Regions from separate parts of the Homo sapiens genome. Here region 2 is linked to region 1. Evidence: chromatin loops called from intact Hi-C (ENCODE). Cell type or tissue: OCI-LY7. All regions are shown on one strand. Each heading gives the region's core, and the rest is flanking DNA. Links, peaks and the distances in the headings are about the cores only.

The links. Hi-C counts contacts between places; a loop is a spot of excess contacts. Peaks named below come from ENCODE experiments on the same cell type or tissue, not always from the same donor. Only the 100,000 strongest peaks of a DNase experiment are listed, where the experiment ranks them.
Region 2: it touches region 1 in a loop (10-fold over the local background); 31 of 110 quality-filtered maps call a loop at or near these places.

What each region holds. Positions count from the first base shown.
Region 1 is chr9:112,072,363-112,077,738 of GRCh38, forward strand. All of the region lies in intron 12 of SUSD1 (sushi domain containing 1), which reads right to left. Among named protein-coding and RNA genes, the nearest start is that of LINC02977, 35 kb to the left of the region's middle. RefSeq lists enhancers at 1,354-1,523, 4,729-4,828. In OCI-LY7, for the core only: CTCF peaks have their summits at 2,576 (motif pointing left) and 2,789; a DNase peak (open chromatin) is centred at 2,569.
Region 2 is chr9:111,825,614-111,830,989 of GRCh38, forward strand. No RefSeq gene overlaps it. Among named protein-coding and RNA genes, the nearest start is that of SHOC1, 33 kb to the left of the region's middle. In OCI-LY7, for the core only: CTCF peaks have their summits at 2,786 (motif pointing right) and 2,988; no DNase peak of the experiment used is centred there.

The sequences.
Region 1 (5,376 bases), core at 123-5,122:
GGTCTCGAACTCACCCACCTCAGCTTCCAAAAGTGCTGGGATGGGATTACAGGCATGAGCCACCGTGCCTGGCCAACCCATCTCATTTTTAACAAATACAAGTAAATAAATAAATATTTGCTAAATTAAATTGTTACAGCTCAGCAAGCCCCTCCCCCTCTCCCAACACACACAGAAACCCTAGTTTCCAGGCTTCTGATCTAAGAATACCTTCTCATGCACGTTTTATAAAAGCTAACTTTGGCTGAGATTCAGATGCTGGTAGCAAGAGGGTCTGGGAGACACCCATCCCCACACAGCCATTTACTTGGGGGCTTGGGGTTTGTTTTGAAGCTAGAAAGCAGTTGGGAGATTTCTGGGAATGAGAGAAATACGTGGACTGTGGAAGCATGGAAGGGCAAACATGCCTCTCCTAGCGTGACCTAATGTTAGGGCTCCAGATATCAAAAGAGCCTGTGTCCACGGAAGACTTGGAAAGGAAAACAGCTGGCATGAAGGCCAGTCCCTCTGCTGACCTGTGGTACAGCTTCAGCCCCCTTGGAGCCAGGGGGGCCCCCAGGGATAAGTGTGGTACCTTGGAACCAGCCAGGGGAGATGGGTTTCTCACTGAGGACACAGGGGTACAGCATCCTTGGATGGTTTGTGGGTAACCAACCATGAAAGAGAAGCCTCGGTAAAAGAAACCAAGAGACCTAGTCCTGCACAGTCTTCCCTGAGGACATCCCATTGTGGAGGGCGGTGTCAGAGGCAGGGGCAGGGAGGATCAGGGCAGTCCTGGCTGGACCTCTCTGATAAAGTGACAATCTGATAAATGCCTGGGACACTCCTGTGTTTTCTGTTGTTTTCCTAACCGTCTGAAAAAGTACTTTCCTTTTTCTTGTTATGAATACAATGAGAGATGGGAAATTTCTTGAAGAAGTTGCCAGCCTTGGTACTGAAGACATGGGAATAAATAATTTCCTTTTCATCTTTTCTTCCCTTTGCTCCTCCAGCATGCTTGGTTCCATAATAAACATTCCATCTCAAATGATCACCATGTTGTGTAAGACAAGTGGTCTGGTTTATCTCCACATTTACGTATGTATTGGCTTTCTCACGCTCACTCTCTCTCTCTCTCTTTCTCTCTCTTCCCCACCCCGCCCCCACCCACCCCCATCCTCCTCTCTCTGGTTTCCTCTTTCTCTCTCTATATAAGAAAATGTTGCCTACAAAGCTTTTAGACTTAGCAAGAAAATAGCATACTCAGCTGGACAGTGGCTCATGCCTGTAATCCCAGCACTTTGAGAGGCTAAGGGCAGGCAGATCACTTGAGGTCAGGAGTTTGAGACCAGCCTGGACAACATGGCAAAACCTCATCTCTACTAAAAATATATTTTTAAAATTAGACGGGGCTGGTGATGTGTGCCTGTAATTCCCGCTACTTGGGAGGTCGGGGCATGAGAATCGCTTGAACCTGGGAGGCAGAGGTTGCAGTGAGTCGAGATCACACCACTGCGTAAGCAACAGAGCAAGCCTGGGCAACAGAGCAAGACTGTCTCAAAAAAAGAAAGGGAAAGGGAAAGGAAGGGAAGGAGGCCAGTGCAGTGGCTCACACCTGTGATCCCAGCACTTTGGGAGGCCGAAGTGGGCGGATCACTTAAGGCCAGGAGTTCAAGATCAGCCTGGCCAACATGGTGAAACCCCATCTCTACTAAACATATAAAATTAGCCAAGCGTGGTGGCACACACCTGTAATCCCAGCTACTTGGGAGGCTGAGACATAAGAATCACTTGAACTCAGGAGGTGGAGGTTGCAGTGAGCTCAGATCACGCCACTGCACTCCAGCCTGGGTGACAGAGCGAAATTCTGTCTCAAAACAAAAAAAAAGAAAAAGAAAATAGCACACTCAACATGTGGATGCTCTTCTGACTCTTTGGGGCCTGCATCAAGGATGAAAGTTTGTTCCTCACCCTGTCCTAAAGGGGATGCGTGCCGTGGGGCTATCCTGAAGAATTCAGTTCAATGTGCCGTCTGCAGCCTATCAGCCAAGAGTCAGAAACACCGTGAGGCCACAGCTCCATCTCACCCACCCCCTCGCCAGCCCCTGCTTTCCTGCATTCACCGAAACACTTGCCTCTGTCCCTCAACATTCCTAGAACCTTCACTGTCCTCTGAGGTCAGCGATGTATTTAAAGCACTTGTTTTCATCCTGTTCCCATCAGTAAGATTTAACGTAAGACACTCAGAAGGGAAATTCCACTCTCTTTCCTTCTGGGAAATGAGCAGCTACATTGTCCAGACCCAAATCCTTAGCCTAACACATCTGCCAAAATTCAAAAGTTCATGATTTTACCGAAATAAGGCCACACACTTCTTAGGAAACCACGAGTATCTCTGCACATCAACACATAAGCTTCTCTTTTTTCCTCCTTTTATAAAAGAAAGGGGTTGGTTTTTTTTTTTTTTTAACTCTTTCATAAGATCAAAGCAACTTGATTTTTTTATGCTTCTTTAAAATTACGAGTCCTTTAAAGTGGGTAGAGTTGGAAAATAGGCATCTCAATGAACATTAAACAGCTCAACAATGTCCCCTGGTGGCCATGAGCACAGAGAGAGGGAACTTGAGCCACTAAAGCTCTATTCAGCCTACCAAACAAGGAGTAAGTGTCTCATCAAGATGAAACCCCCTCCCCTTTACTCAAAAAAATATGCAACGGTCCTTCAAACCAGAAAAGCACAGCATCCAAATATGAGAAAGACCACAGAGTAGGAAATGGAGATGGAGTCGCTATTCATTTTAATAAGTCACCACAGAAAGAAATGCCCAGACTGAACACCACTTGTCTCTCCAGCCCAAAATGTGGGGAATTCTTTCTGGTAGCCAGAATTCATTGCCTAACCAGACATCTCCTCAACACCAATACCACCCACTGGCTGTTATTTTAAAATTTTGGGCTGTTATGCTATCTATCAGTACCATTCTTACCCACTGAGGGTTGAATGTAAAACATACAGACAAAAATCACTGTCTTCAGGAAGCTCCTATTTTAGTGGGAGAGAAAGAAAATAAAAAAAAAATAAGTTTTTAGAAAACAAGCTCTAGGCTGGGCACAGAGACTCATGCCTATAATCTCAGCACTTTGGGAGGTGAGATGGGAGGATCACTTGAGGCCAGAAGTTCAAGACCAGCCTAGGCAACATAGGGAGACCCTCATCTCTACAAAAAATAAAAACAAAAAAATCCCTTTTGTAATTAGCCAGGCATGGTGGTGAGCGCCTATAGTCCCAGCTACTCAGCAGGCTGAGGCAGAAGGATTGCTACAGCCCAGGGGCTCAAGGCTGCAGTGAGTTATGATTGCACCACTGCACTCCAGCCTGGGTGACAGAGTGAGACCCTATCTCTAAAAACTAATAATTAATATTTTTTATTAATATGAAGCTCTATGAAGAAATTGAAGCAGGGTAAGTAGATACAGAGTACTAGCGTGGAGGCTGGTGATGGCAGTTGAGCAGGCACCTGAACAACTATGGAGAAGCCATATGTTGACAGTGTCCCAGGAAGTGTGAACTGCAGATGGAAAAGTCTGGAGGCTGGAAAAACTTTGACCCATTGAAGGAACTGCAAGAAGGCCAGGGAGACAGCTGATGCTTAATGGGAAAGGAGGAGAGCAGGGGGAGATGAATTAGAAGTAGGCAGGGGCCAGATGACATGTCCTATGATGAGGAACTTGGATTCCATTCTAACTTTAATGGAAACTCACTGGAGAGTTTTGAGCTGGTGCTGACATGTTCCCAAATGCATTTTTAAAAGATCACTCTGAGTGCTGAGTGATCTTTTGAAAGTTATGGTGAAGACTAAGACTAAGGTCCAGGGTGGGAGGTATATAGGCAAGAGAAAACCAGTTTGAAAACTACAGCAGGAATCCAAGCAAGAGGTGGCTGTCTTGGATTAGGGTAGTTGTGGAAAAGGCACAGGTGGGGAGAAGTGGTGGAATTCAGAATATATTTCAGACAGCAAGCCAACAGGGCTTGTTGACAGATTAGAAATTTGGGGATGGGATAGAACCAATTAGGACTTGTTTTTGGTCTGAACAATTGGGTGAACAGAAATTCCAATAACAGACAGAAAGTAACAGATAGAAACAGAGAAGCCTGGGTGGAAACCGATTTGGGGGCGAGGGCAGAGGTGAGAAATCACAAGTTCCGTTTGATTTGCGTATTAGATGTTCAATAGGACATGTGTAGAAGTTGGGTGGATATAGGAGTCTGGTGCTCAAAGGAGAGGCTGGGACTAGAAATTGATCTTTGGAAATCCTCTGCATATAGGTAATAGTTATAGCCATAAGACTGGTTGAGATCACCTAAGCAGAAAGGGTAGATAATGAAGAAAAGGAGGCTGAAGAGGGGTCATAAAAGTAGATGGAGCTAGCAAAGAAGACTGAGAGGGGACAGCAAGGCAGAAGGAACCAAAACTAAGGGAGAGGGGGTTTCAAGAGGGAGGGAGTGTCAACGCTATCGAAGAAATCAGATAAGAACAAAACTGGCCATTGGATTTGGCAAGACGGAGATCAAACGAAGAGCCTTTCAGTAAAGCAATGAAGACGTATGTTTCCCACGTGGGATGAGTGAAAGTGAGAACAGGAGGTAGGGCTGTGGAGCCTACAGAACAGCCATTTCTTTCAAGGAGTTTTTATAGAAAGGGGCAGAGAGAAGGCAAAGTAGCTGAAGACAAATATGGGCTCAAAGAAGGTCTGCTCATTTTTTCTTTCTTTTCGTTCACAAGGAGGATGTTGCAACATGCTAGGCAATGCTGGGGATAATTCTGTATTGAGGGGAAGTGCTGATCAGGGAAGAAGGGATGGGATCTAAGGCACAAGTTGAGGGGATGGCAGCCTTACACACGAGCAGGGACAGGAAGGGAGGCAGAACAGGATGCAAGGAGGAACGGCAGGGCTGAGCGTGGGAAGTCCTCACCTGACTACTTCTAATTTCTCAGTGAAATAAGAATCAAGAAGCTAATATGCTTAGTATTTGCTCAGAGCATGTGTGAAGTGGGGGTCACAGATGTGAAGAGGGAGGAGAAAATGAGTGGAAAGTGAATTTACTGGGGCCCTATAGCCGGAGGACTACAATCATTGTCCCCTGATAGTAATCTACTTTTTTTTTTTTTTTTTTTTTTTTTTTTTTGAGATGGAGTTTTGCTCTTGTTGCCTAGGCTGGAGTGCGATCTCAGATCAACACAACCTCCACCTCCTGGGTTCAAGCAATTCTCCTGCCTCAGCCTCCCGAGTAGCTGGGATTACAGGCACCTGACACCACACCCAGCTAATTTTTGTATTCTTAGTAGAGGTGGGGTTTCACCACGTCAGCCAGGCTGATCTCGAAATGATCCTCAC
Region 2 (5,376 bases), core at 261-5,260, 250 kb before region 1:
ACCACGTGCACAGAATTTTTTTTACCCGGACATACTATGATTCATTAATGGGGGTGGGGGGAAAATATGTCCAGATATGCAAAAAAACAAAAGAACTCACCATCCATAGAGCTTCATTAAGAGGCCAGGCATGGTGGCTCATGCCTGTAATCACAGCACTTTGGGAGGCTGAGGTGGGAGGACTGCTTGAGTCCAGGAGTTCAAGACCAGCTTGGGCAACATGGTAAAACCCCATCTCAACAAAAAATTAGAACATTAGCTGGGTGTGGTGGCATAGGCCTGTAGTCCCAGCTATTTGAGAGGCTGATGATTGCTTGTGCCTGGGAGGCAGAAGTTGCAATGAGCAGTGATTGTGCTCCTGCACTCTAACCTGGGTAACAAAGCAATACCCTGTCTCAAAAAAAAAAAAAAAATAAAATAAAATAAAAAAATAAAAAGAAGATCCATTAAAGATGTCCTTTAGCAAGAAAAAAAAAAGAACACAGAAAGAAGACATGGAATACAAGAAACAATAAATAAAATGTCAGTAAGTTTATTTCCTGTTTTAAAAATACTAATTTCTGTGTCTTTTCACATAGATCGAAGCCCAGTAATTTTAGGGGGAGAAAAGAAAGAAAAGAAAAAATAGAATTAAAGCTATACCTCTAAATTACAGTAAGAAGACAGAGCTAGTATTTAATGGGTTGTTAAGCATCCTAAGACCTGTGTTTCGGTTAAGAGCATAATACAAATACTGAATTATTATAAACTAATAAGAAATATGTATAACTCATGATGTATATACAAGTTTAATTTAAAAATAGAAATATCAGCCAGGCACAGTGGCTCACGCCTATAATCCCAGCACTTTGGGAGGCCAAGGCAGGCAGATCACAAGGTCGAGAGATCGAGACCATCCTGGCCAACATGGTAAAACCCCATCTCTACTAAAAACACAAAAAAATTAGCTGTGCGTAGTGGCACCCACCTGTAGTCCCAGCTACTTGGAAGGCTGAGGCAGGAAGATCACTTGAACCCAGGAGGCGGAGGTTGCAGTGAGCCGAGATGGTGCCACTGCACTCCAGCCTGGCAACAGAGGGAGACAACATCTCGGAAAAAAAAAAATAAAAAACTACAATAATTACTTAATTAAGGGAAAAAAAGAGAAATACCAGAAATTTTATCAAGTAGGAAAAAAAGAAGAAAAGAAAAATTATAGTAAACAGAAAACACAAATTAGGTGGTAGAATTAGGTTAAAATATATCAATCACAAAATATATAAACGAATTAAATTCCCCTATATAAAAACAAAATTACCAAATTGAGTTTGTAAAAATTCTAGCTCTGTATGTCTGGGATACACATCTAAAACAAAACTACCCAGGCCAGGTGTGGTGGTTCATGCCTGTAATCCCAGCACTTTTGGAGGCCGCGGTGGGCAGATCACCTGAGGTCAGGAGTTCAAGACCAGCCTGGTCGACATGGCGAAACCCTGTCTCTACTAAAAATACAAAAATTATCTGGGCATGGTGGCAGGCGCCTGTAATCCCAACTACTCGGGAGGCTGAGGCAGGAGAATTGCTTGAACCCGGGAGGCAGAGGTTGCAGTGAGCCGAGATCGTGCTACTGCACTGTAGCCTGGGCGACAGAGCAAAACTCTGTCTCAAAAAAACAACAAAAAACACCGAGAAAAGTTAGAAATAAAAGGATGAAAAGAGACAGGTACTTTAACTGTTACCCCTGCAAAAGCTGGGGTAGCAATATTAATATAAGACAAATATTATTTAAGGCAAACAAACTAAAATGTGGCATAATTTTAATTGGCTGATAGTGTAAGAAAATAGATGCCATCTGACCTTGATGTTAGGAACAATTTCTTTTATATAGTCTAGGCATAATGACATTGAAGAAGAAAATGTAGTCCTAATATGCTACCTGGCCCAGCATTGGACAATATTTACATGGTCATACTAATGGAAATGTTGTTTGGTTTGCAACTTTTAGAGTCATCTCAGGGAAAAACCAAGGATGTCTTGGCAGGCAGAATGAATATGTTATCAACTTGACAAAGTAAAAATAAAAGTATGTGGACATTAGAGATTAATGGCACATGGAAGGAGGAAGAAAGTACAAGAATTAATATAGTGTACAAGAGTTAATATTCTTATATAGAGTAGGAGTCAAGAGGCCCCGTCAAAAGTTGATGGAATGAGAAATTGGAAGTTTAAGCCCGAGCACTGTGGCTCATGCCTGTAATCCCAACACTTTGGGAGGCCGAGGCAGGAGGATTGCTTGACTTCAAGAGTTCAAGACCAGCCTGGGCAAAATGGCAAAACCCTGGCTCTACTAAAAATACAAAAAATTAGCCGGGCATGGCGTTGCATGCCTGTAGCTCCAGCTACTTGGAAGTCTGAGGTGAGAGGATGGTTTGAGCCCGGGAGGCAGAGGTTACAGTGAGCAAGATCTCACCACTGCACTCCAGCCTAGGTGACAGAGCCAGATCCTGTGTCAAAAGATTTATTTAAAAAGAAAAATCAAAAACAAAAACAAAAAAACCATGCAGCCTGAACAAATTACTGGGGATGTAAACCAGAGCCACTGAGTGTGTGTGTCTTGAGAGGAGCTGTATCTCCGTGGGGTTTCTGTGACTTTTCTTGGCATTAGCTTTGACACCGGAATTTTGGTTCTACCATTGTCGATTAACAACCATAAATTCTCACATCCACTAACACTGAGGTCATTGGTATTGTAGTCCTTCGTGCCTTGAATGGCATATCTGAATTTCTGCTTTCCTGCTGGGGGCAGCAATCAACAATTATTAGTATTTCTTCCTGAATATAAAGAAGCCTGGCCAGAAAAGGATGGGTAGCCTTGCAAAGATTTTGACTGAGGTTCTGATTATTCAGCTAGAACCCTTCTCTTCCTTTCAGATACAATTTTCCATAAGGAGTGAATACCTTTTGGAAGGAAGTTGGAAGTCTAGGTGACAGGGTAAAAGGAGGACTTACTTATCTCAGTACACACTTTGGTACCTTTCAAATTTGAGGCATGAATTTTATTTTTTTTATTCAAAAGGTCTATTAAAACATACCTACTTTAATCTTTAAATGCTGAATTGATATGTTATTAAGCTTTTAAGGCTCTCTCTGCAAGGATTTTTAAGAAGAGCCAGCCTTTTGGAGCCTAAGCCCAAAGATCCTGTTGACAATTTTACAGGGAAGAAACCCAACAAATTTTTAATGACGTTGGCGGTGTTATTGCAGATAATAATTATGAGAGTGCCAATGATAAACAGCAACCCATTGCATCACCCCACAACCCAAAGCACTGAAGCTTTGTGAAGAGTGAACACCCTGATTGCCCCAGAATGGCATGTCGGTAATGCCACTGCCAACTTCCCTGAAGGCTGGCCCTGTTCTTGACATGGCTCCACTTGCTCTCGAGAGTTTCTTCTCTCTACTCTCTCAGCAGATCATTCTGTCCTTCATCACCGGATTTGGTAACCCTGACTCTAGGAATTTTCTCCACTCATTGTCGGATGCTGTGGTTGAGAATAACACATGTATTTGGGAAGAACCTACCTTTCAGTGAATTATAAATGCTCACTAGTCAAGCATCATGCACGGAAAGCATATTATTAAATGATGTGTTCGTATCTCTCAGGTGCCAAGCACGTCCACTAAAGCATTGTCTGACAATTGCAGACCTGCAGACAGGGATTGTGGGGAGAGACATATGAAAATCATTGCTACATAGACATACCACTTAGCCCAATTAATCACACATCAGCTGTCTGAATGCTGCCTGGCCCAAGGCAGACGCTGAAGTTCCATATACCTCATCGCATAGACTTGATCTTTGTCACAGAGGATTCACCATCCCTGCTGCTCCCTCCCTCCTTCCCTCCCTCCCTGTCTTCCTCCCTTCTTCTCCTTATCTTCCCTTCACTCACCAGACATCCTTTGAGCTATGTGTGCCAGACGCTCTTCCAATAAGAAGGTGTCAAGAATCCTATGCCAACTTTAAATTTAGGAAAGTCTGAAAGATGCTAACATCAGGAGATGAGGTGGGGTTTTTTCAGACTCTATCCTAGAAACAAGTGGAACAAACTCCATTTGAAACTGAGCAATTCGGCTAAGCGCGATGGCTCACGCCTGCAATCCCAGCACTTTGGGAGGCCGAGGTGGGCAGATCACTTGAGGCCAGGAGTTCAAGACCAGCCTGGCCAACATGGTGAAACTCCACCTCTACTAAAAATACAAAAAATTAGCTGGGCATGGTGGCACATGCCTGTAATCCCAGCTGCTTGGGAGGCTGAAGCAGGAGAATCTCTTGAACACAAGAGGTGGAGGTTGCAGTAAACCGAGATCGCACCACTGCACTCTAGCCTGGGCGACAGAGTGCGACTCTGTTTCAAAAAAAAAAACAAAAAACTGAGCAATTCTCATAAGAGTTGCATCTGCTTGAGTAACTCCCTCTCCTGTAGCCATACCTGATTTGGTTGGTGGGATTCTGTGGGCAATCATAAGTGTGACAGATGGAAAGATTCCACTGCTTCCTCTGAGTTCTTGGAAGGAGGAATAGAAAGGGTTGATGCCTCGTGTGGTTGTGCAAGTTCGGCCATGCAAAGAGATGCCTGGAGAAGGTAAGTCAGGGCAGAAACCTAGCACCTGCTCTGCTCGCTGAGCTATGAGGCTAAGGACCCAGAGCACAGGGCACCTTTTTCTTATTTCCACAGAGGTACTGTTTGTTCTAGGAAGCAGACCTGTGTTCTCTGATTGTAATTCTCTGATGGGAAGGTCAGGAAGTTTACAAATCAGAGTGGAAACCCACTGCAGAGAGACCCAAGTTTTACAGGGCAAGGTACAGAGTGGACATCACCATCCACATCAGGTTCCCTACTTTGAAACACCCTGGGGCCAGGATTTTTCTGGATATGCATTTGAAAGTCCTGACACATTTCTAACTTGTGATCCAGACTTCACGATGGTTCTTCTGTTTTCTACCCAATCACTCTTTACATTAGTCTTATTGATTTTTTTTTTTATTTTTGAGACAGAGTTTCACTTTTGTTGCCCAGGCTGGAGTGCAGTGGTGCGACCTTTGGTCACTGCAACCTCCACCTCCTGGGTTCAAGCGATTCTCCTGCCTCAGCCTCCCAAGTAGCTGGGATTACAGGCACGCGCCAACACGCTGGCTAATTTTTTGTATTTTTAGTAGAGACAGAGTTTCACCATGTTGGTCAGGCTAGTCTCAAACTCCTGACCTCAGGTGATCCGCCCACCTCAGCCTCCCAAAGTGCTGGGATTACAGGCATGAGCCACCACACCAGGCCAGTCGTATTGATTTTTATTTCCCAAATAAACATATCTCCTAAATGTCAATGTGTGTGCTTC